2 separate regions of the Homo sapiens genome follow, and region 1 is linked to region 2. A link is an interaction called in ENCODE POLR2A ChIA-PET data of the cell type or tissue named here. Cell type or tissue: Caco-2. All regions are shown on one strand.

Evidence for each region. ChIA-PET counts read pairs that join two places held together with the same protein. Peaks named below come from ENCODE experiments on the same cell type or tissue, not always from the same donor. Only the 100,000 strongest peaks of a DNase experiment are listed, where the experiment ranks them.
Region 1: POLR2A ChIA-PET joins it to region 2 with 6 read pairs; 3 of 35 experiments call an interaction of 5 or more read pairs at or near these places.

What each region holds. Positions count from the first base shown.
Region 1 is chr14:102,899,449-102,903,448 of GRCh38, forward strand. TRAF3 (TNF receptor associated factor 3) reads left to right here. Exons shown (of 12, transcript NM_145725.3): 11 at 3,807-3,981. Among named protein-coding and RNA genes, the nearest start is that of AMN, 21 kb to the right of the region's middle. RefSeq lists enhancers at 736-1,237, 1,238-1,737, 2,056-2,485. In Caco-2, no CTCF peak of the experiment used is centred here; no DNase peak of the experiment used is centred here.
Region 2 is chr14:102,724,044-102,728,043 of GRCh38, forward strand. RCOR1 (REST corepressor 1) reads left to right here. Exons shown (of 12, transcript NM_015156.4): 12 at 2,425-4,000. The coding sequence ends at 2,463. Among named protein-coding and RNA genes, the nearest start is that of TRAF3, 51 kb to the right of the region's middle. In Caco-2, no CTCF peak of the experiment used is centred here; a DNase peak (open chromatin) is centred at 2,224.

The DNA of each region.
Region 1 (4,000 bases), 180 kb after region 2:
CTTACTGTGGCCCAGAAAACCTCTGTGCCTGGCCACCGGTCACCTTCCCAGCTTCGCCCCACTCCCTGCGCTAAAGTGGACCCGCTCATTGTTCCTTGACAAGCTCCATGCTGCTGCACAGATGTCTTTTTCTCCTGCTTCCCTTCCTGGCCAGCTCCAGGCACTCCTCCAGCCATGTTTGTGGACCAGCTAGGTGATGAGGGCACACGTCACTTGGGGTCTTCTTCTTTCTTCCTTGTCTGATTCTCCAGTAGACCCTAAAGCCCTGGTGATGGCGGGAGTCGAAGCACAGAGGGCCCGATGGCCTGGCTGTGGCAGTGGGGGTGCAGGCAGGGGGTCAAGGAGTGGAATTCAAGAGTGTCTTTGCTTTTTTGCCTGTCCGGGGAACGATGAGTTCTTAATATTTTACTTCTTAAATATCCTGTTTTTCTTTATTAAGAAGACAGCCAGGCCGGATGCAGTGGCTCACATCTGTAATCCCAGCACTTTGGGAGGCCGAGGCGGGCGGATCATGAGGTCAGGAGATCGAGACCATCCTGGCTAACACGGTGAAACCCCGTCTCTACTAAAAATACAAAAAATTAGCCAGGTGCGGTGGTGGGCGCCTGTAGTCCCAGCTACTCGGGAGGCTGAGGCAGGAGAATGGTGTGAACCCGGGAGGCGGAACTTGCAGTGAGCCGAGATAGCGCCGCTGCAGTCAGGCGTGGGAGAAAGAGCAAGACTCCGTCTCGGAAAAAAAAAAAAAAAAAAAAAAAGACAGCCTAGGCCGGTAGGCCGGACACGGTGGCTCACACCCATATTCCCAGCACTTTGGAAGGCCGAGGCGGGTGGATCACGAGGTCAGGAGTTCAAGACCAGCCTGGCCAAGATGGCGAAACCCCGTCTCTACTAAAAATAGAAAAATTAGCTGGGCGCAGTGGCAGGCATCTGTAATCCCAGCTACTCGGGAGGCTGAGGCAGAAGAATCACTTGAACCCAGGCGGCAGAGGTTGCAGTGAGCAAAGATTGCGCCATTGCACTCGAGACTGGGTGACAGAGCAAGACTGTCTCAAAGAAAAAAAAGAAGATAGCATAGGTGCGAGCATGACCCAGGCTTCTGGTGTCAGTGGACTAGATGAACTGGTGGTTCTTACAGTCAGGGGGTCCACAGGGCACACGTAGAGGAGCACGCACTGGGACAGAAGGCAGGGACGTCCATCCACGCGGCCTTCACTCAGGCTGCCGGCACCACCGGGCTTCTCACAGCGCCGGGCTTGTGTGCCAGGGTCGCAGTGGCCTGAGAGTGAGGCATCACAGCAGGTGACACGGTTGCAGCCCTGGCATGCAAGTGTATAAGGCTCACGGGCTGATGCTCCCTGAAGGCAAACCTTCTGATTTGGATTGTTGATGTGGAGTGCAGTCTGTCTCTTCAGCTCTGTGTCGGAGTCTTTTTTCTGTACAATTCCATACCTGCACTTGAGATTTATTTTTTATAGAAACTGCAGTGACTGAGTGTAGACCGTTCTTCAAGGATGAAATCACGTTTGCTGCGTTTTAGAGAACACTTGATGTGACTCTGCGTTCTGCTTTGAAATGGTGCCATTGATACAGATGAAGTGCCTGTTTTAAAAATAGCCCGAGTTCCCTTGCTGCTCATGGAGACGCCTTTTATTTAGTCGTGCTGGTCTGTGCATGCGGTGCACGCATGTTGTGTGTTCCTGACTCGGGGGCCCCTGCTGTGTGGGGGAGTCCTTGCTGGAGACTCCCCGTTCTGTGCTTGAGGTCAGGCGTGCCCTTGCGTAGCACAATCGCGGGGAGGGGTGGCTCGGTGCCATCCCCCTCTTAACCTCGGGGGCCTGAGGCTCAGCGTGAGGCGCAGCTTGTCTTGGGCCACCCTGCCTGGGACTCATGCTTCATTTCGGGGTTTGCTAAGTTACAAAGGGCGTCTCTCAGACCTCTGTTGATCAGGTTTTCATTAACTTTCCCCTGCCACTCGCGAGCACCCCTGCCAGCTCAGTGTGCGTGTTAGAAGGTGGAGATGCGAGAGGCTTCCGGTGCTCACTAGAGGAGCCGTGTATTTGGATGTTCAGTGTCGTCAGTGGTATTGTCCCCCAGCAAATAGACTTGGTGAGCTAATTAAATATCCTTCTGAACATGTATGATTGTGTAAAATAAAGGGACAGTGACAGTGTCAGTTTAAAGGGACAGTGACAGTGGAAAGAGGTGTTCTTTAGAGAAATTATCCTTACTTTTTAGAGGTTAACTAATATCATGTTTCTTGGAAAGAACAGGAAGAATAACACTGCTTTTACGCCCAAAAAGCCACCCAGACCTGTCATGTTTGTGTCTTTGTGGTTAATAACAGCCAGCAAAGGTGCTGAAACCTAGATGTTTAAAAATAGACTTCCAAAAGGAGAAGTGAATTCAGGGGGCCCTGGGGCCCGCCCCTCGAGCACCCGGTGTGGCCCTCAGCTTGTGAGGTGGCTCAGTCATTCCACAGCTGCATTGAGCACTGAACTCTCCAGCCATCACAAGCTGCTTGAAAATGCACATCATTTTTTGAAGTGAAAACCCTTTAAGTCCCTGGCTTCATCTCACAGGTGGACACTCCAGCCCCTTAACACAGACTGGGCCACCAGGGCGGAGTACAGCTCCCACCCCTCCAGGTAGTGACAAATATGAGCAGCCTGTGTGTTTTGGGAAAGGGCTTTCTGAATTAGTTAAATGAAGTAGCATAAAGTCAGGCCTGGTTACTGGCAGCCTCGTGTGTTCGTGGCAGGGTTTCTGCGTTCCTGCCTCCCTCGCTGGGGCCTGGCAGCCTGAGTGTGGAGCTGGAGGGGGAAGACCCCTGCGTCTGCAGCATCGGCCCACTGGGTTTCACCTAGGGCCTGAGGACATGCCTTGGGGCCCTTTCCTGCCACCATCCAGGTGGGAGGGGTCTGAGGAGTGGGAGTCTTCTCCTGGGACCCTGGGGTCGTTCTGGGGAACCCCCTGCAGCCACAGAGACAGGACTGTGCTTCTGCCCCAGACCCAGCAGCAGGGTAGGAGGCCTTTAGACGTTCCAAGGGAAGATGAGGCCACATGGGCATGATTCTGGCATCCTAAACCTGAGACCCTGTGGCAGCCATGCAGGGCCACCTGTCCCGTGGGACCTGCACTTACAGGGGTGAGGCCTCTCTGGGAAGCAGGGACCCTCTGTATTATGGCCCCCGAGGTATACGAGGGCTGCAGAGGAGATGTCCATGGGAGCCTTGTGGCCCCGCACAGGTGCTGTGGCCTGGGAGAAGAGCTGGGAGGGACACATGGGAGTGTGAGGGTGAGGTCGGATCCTGGTATCTGAACAGGAGAGCTGGTGGGGTTGGCTGATGCCAGGGTGTGGGTGTGTGAGAAACAGGCGGGCAGGCGGCACCAGTGCCACTGTGAAACAGGGAAGCCTGCTGTGGGCAGCAGAAGCATGAGCTGCTGCCTGCCCCAGAGACAGTGGAGACCTCTCCCCTGGTCTTCTGAACACTTGCCACCTGTCACTTTGCTTTCCTGATGGCTCTCTGTTGACAAAGCAAGCTGACTTAGTGGAGCCTCCTGTTGTTTTCTTCCATGTGGCTTCATGTCACCTCGAGTGCTCCCTGCCGGCACAAGCACTTGATCCCAGGGAGCTCCCAGGAGGCCTGATGCAGAGCCCCACTCCTGGAGTCAGAGCCGCGGGTGGCAGGCCTCATACAGGGGCCTCTGACTGTTCTGCTCCTAGCCTGTCTGTATTTGATGGAAGGTGGTGCAGCATTTTCCGAGTCCTAACTGTGTTTTGCTTTTTAACACCTTTGGTTTGGAAGCGAGTGATAGACAGCCAAGCAGAGAAACTGAAGGAGCTTGACAAGGAGATCCGGCCCTTCCGGCAGAACTGGGAGGAAGCAGACAGCATGAAGAGCAGCGTGGAGTCCCTCCAGAACCGCGTGACCGAGCTGGAGAGCGTGGACAAGAGCGCGGGGCAAGTGGCTCGGAACACAGGTGAGGCAGGGGCCGGGGC
Region 2 (4,000 bases):
TGTTATTAGCCCAGAAGGTTCTTCCGTAATGATCCACTTACCGTGTGGATTGCATTATCAAAGTACCGTCTTTCTTTTCACAGTCTAGTTATGGCTCCTCCAAGCAGCAGATCATAGTTTTTCCTTGGTGATTGATCTTCCATGTCTCTATTTACCCAGCCTTCTCTGCAAAACAAAATGAAGAATGGTATTATCTAACTCGTGTTTAGTTTCATAGTCCTTATATCCCTTTACAAACTTTTTCACTCCGCTAGTCATTTAAAATGTACCCCCTCATACCTTTCTTTTCTTTTTTTTTTGAGACAGAGTCTCCCTCTGTCACCCAGGCTGGAGTGCAGTGGCTCAATCTCGGCTCACTGCAACCTCCATCTCCCAGGTTCAAGTGCTTCTCCTGCCTCAGCCCTCAGCCTCCCTAGTAGCTGGGATTATGGGTGTGCACCACCATGCTTGGCTAATTTTTGTATTTTTAGTAGAGATGGGGTTTCGGCATGTTGACCAGGCTGGTTTCAAAACTGCTGATCTCAAGTGATCCGCTCGCCTCTGCCTCCCAAAGTGCTGGGATTACAGGCATGAGCCACCGTGCCCGGCCTATTTCTTGAGTTTCTTTCTTTTTCTGCTTCTTGTAGTGCCACCCCTGCCCTGCCACCTAGTTTTATGTTCTCCATATGTTAGTTTGCAGAAGGAAATTAATCTAGTGACCAGCTGCTTCTCTGTGTCCAAGGGCCTAAGGGAACTTGTTAGAATGCTGGCTTACTTGTCTGTCTGGTGAGTCCACAGAACTTGGGGTGTGTGTAATTTCACCTTTTTATTTGTCCTGTAGAGTCCAACAGCTGAGAAAGATGTCTGCTGGTGTCTTGCCTGTCCCTTCTGCCCTCAGGTTTTATGTATTATGCAGAAGCCACAGGGAGAACATGAGAATTCCTAGAAGTTCTAGTAACAGAATGGTCTGTCAGTTATAGATTATTTCCTTCAGGGCTTAGAGGCAGGTAGGTAGCCCAAGGCATTTTGAGCTTTTGAAATTCATAGTTATTTGACGTGGACAAGGGTGGGTTGGGAACAGTGTCATATCCAACCTTACACTGAAGAAAGGATGCCATGGATTGGACAGAAAGATGTCACTTAAAATTATGAAATGATTAAGTCTGTTACCAGTGAGGAGAAATCTCCTCCTGTATCTAAGAACAGTTCTTGTACATGGTATGGTTTTTAGCTGAAGGAACAATCACTTTGCGATTTTGGATGCATGGCCCAGTTGTTTCTCCAGCAATGAGATGCCATGAGCATGGCAGAGAGCAGTAAGACGCTATGCAGCCTTTAGGTTTGGGTCTGGGAGTCCTTTTTAAAAAATGGGAGAGGGGAGTTAGGAAATGCCTCATAGCTTTTAAAGAAGATCCTGGGATCGTATGGGCTCCTGTATCCCAGCTAGAACCAGTGACTGGGTGCTGAACGGGCTGGGTGCCACAGCATGCCCTCAAGCCAGTGAGAGGAGTTAGGGCTGCCACTGTGCTTATATGCCCTTTTCAGGTTTTTTTGTTCATTTGTGTTTTTGAGACGGAGTCTTGTTCTGTTGCCCAGAGCAAGTGGAGTGCAGTGGTACGATCTTAGCTCACTGCAGCCTCCATCTCCCGAGCTCTTGATTCTCGTGCCTCAGCCTCCCAAGTAGCTGGGACTACAGGTGTGCGCCACCACGCACGGCCAATATTTCTTTTCAGTAGATAGGTTTTGCCTTTTTGGCCAGGCTGGTCTCGAATTCCTGACATCAAGTGATCCACCTGCCTCAGCCTCCCAAAGTGCTGGGATTACAGGCGTGAGCCACTGTGCCGGGCCGTTTTCAGGCACTTAAATTTAATCCTGGTGAAGTAGGTATTATCACTATGTGTCTTCTGCACATGAAGAAACTGAAACTCAAAAACACTGATAACTTCTTTGCACATATTGGGGTTTGAGGCCAAGACGTCTGGCTGGAGAGGCCACACGCTTGCCCTGCCCTTAAGAACATGGTGGGCTGGGCGTGGGGGCCCACACATGTAATCCCAGCACTTTGGGAGGCCGAGGCAGGCAGATCACGAGGTCAGGAGTTCGAGACCAGCCCGGCCAACATGGTGAAACCCCGTCTCTACTGAAGGTACAAAAATTAGCTGGGCGTGGAGGCAGGTGCCTGTAGTTGCGGCTACTTGAGAGGCTGAGGCAGAGGAATCGCTTGACCCAGGAGGCGGAGGTTGCAGCGAGCCGAGATAGCGCCACTGCACTCCAGCCTGGGAGACAGAGTGAGACCTGTCTCCCCTCCAAAAAAAAAAAAAAGAACTCGGTGTTTGCTCTGCAGGTTTGCTGGCTACCTTCTCTTTTCAGTACACTGGAAATAGCAGCTTGTGTTGTTTACCTACTCTTTGATCCTTTTTTTTTTTTTTTTCCTCTTGGCCTCAGGCTCCTGTTCTGGATGTCAGATATGCATCTGCCTCCTGAGAAACTGGTGGCTTTGAACACTTGGTGTGGACTACTGTGTTATCCGGGATATCAGGTATTATGAGACATCACCTAGCCATCTGCATCACATCTCTCTGGACAAGCAGCTATTACCAAAAAAGGCATATACTTCCAGTCCTGTGCTCCATCTGCCTTAATTCTTTGCTCGTTCCTCCATGTTGGCGCCACTTCCCAGAGAGCTCCACTGCATCTCACACTCTGCCCACGTGCTGGGGAAGTCTCACGGCCTGCACATCTCTTGTGACTCTGGGAACCGCCTCTCCCGCCGGAGCCCCCGAGCCCCACCAATGGCAGCTCTTCCCAGTCAGCAGCTTCAGAGCAGGCAGTCTCCTTGGAAGGCCCGACTCTGTTCCTGCATGGCCTGCAGTTTCTACTTTGTGCATAGAGTCATTTTCAGAGTCACCGCGACCCTGTTGGCCTTCTAGAAAGTTTCTTTTGTTCTTTTCTGAGACAACCACCTAAGTGATAATACGCTTTTTTGGAAACTAATATATATTGCCAGACTGCATCATAACCTTTATCATGCCAAGCATCCTGATGCAACTCACATTTCCCTAAACATGGGGTACAGTTATGATTTATAAATTGAGTTGGCTTAAATCTCCCTCTTCTCCCTTCCCAAGTGTTACAAAGATCATTTACTGCAACTGTCGTTGGACACTGTAGCTTAAAGGGAACGTGGACCTCAATGCTTTCTGCCTTCAACTTTTCAGCATTGTGACCCCAGGGTGGTTGCCACCCCATCTTTTCCTGACCCCCCCCACCCCCCCACCTCCAAGAGGTTCGGCCCACATCACTGTACCTGGTGCTTGTAAATTTGGAATTGGTGCCTTCTCCTTTTGGCAACCATGGTTATCAATCCTTTTTCTGTTTTAGTGTCTTATTTCTTCTTTCAAGTTATTTGCTAGCCAAAGATGACATCACTGAGATTAGGAGACAGGGGAGAGCTTGCTGCAGATTCTGACAGTGCAGATTTTAAATGTCAGGATATTAGAATAGCTGGCGCTGGTTTATGAAAGCTGCGCGTTGTTCCGCGTTCTCTCGGTGTGCCTGGCCTTTTATGTGGCACTCTGTATGTCAGTTTGTGTCCTTCATGTGCTGATGTGATTACACAAACACCATGCACTCTCTTTTCATATCAGAGTACAGGACAGAGAAGTGATCAATGTATTGGTCTAGTGAGACTGAGATGAAAAGAAATAACCTACAGAGTGGTCTGTAATGCCTTTTGGTTGGACTGGGAACAAGTAAAAATTTCTAATAAACATTTTGAGACTTCCAGAATCACTTTTGTTATCTTATCAGACCATGGGCCTGCTGAGGGTTGAGCAGACAGCCTGCATTCTAACATACCCTGTTCCCACCCCACGGCCATTCAGACTGCACTCAATACGCTGAAGTCGCTTTTGTTGTTGTTGTTGTTGTTTGCATCATTTGGATTTTTTTCCTGCTTTCAATACCAAAAAAATGCAGATGCTTTAAGGCCTAAACAGAATTCTGAAGAATTTAAAATATG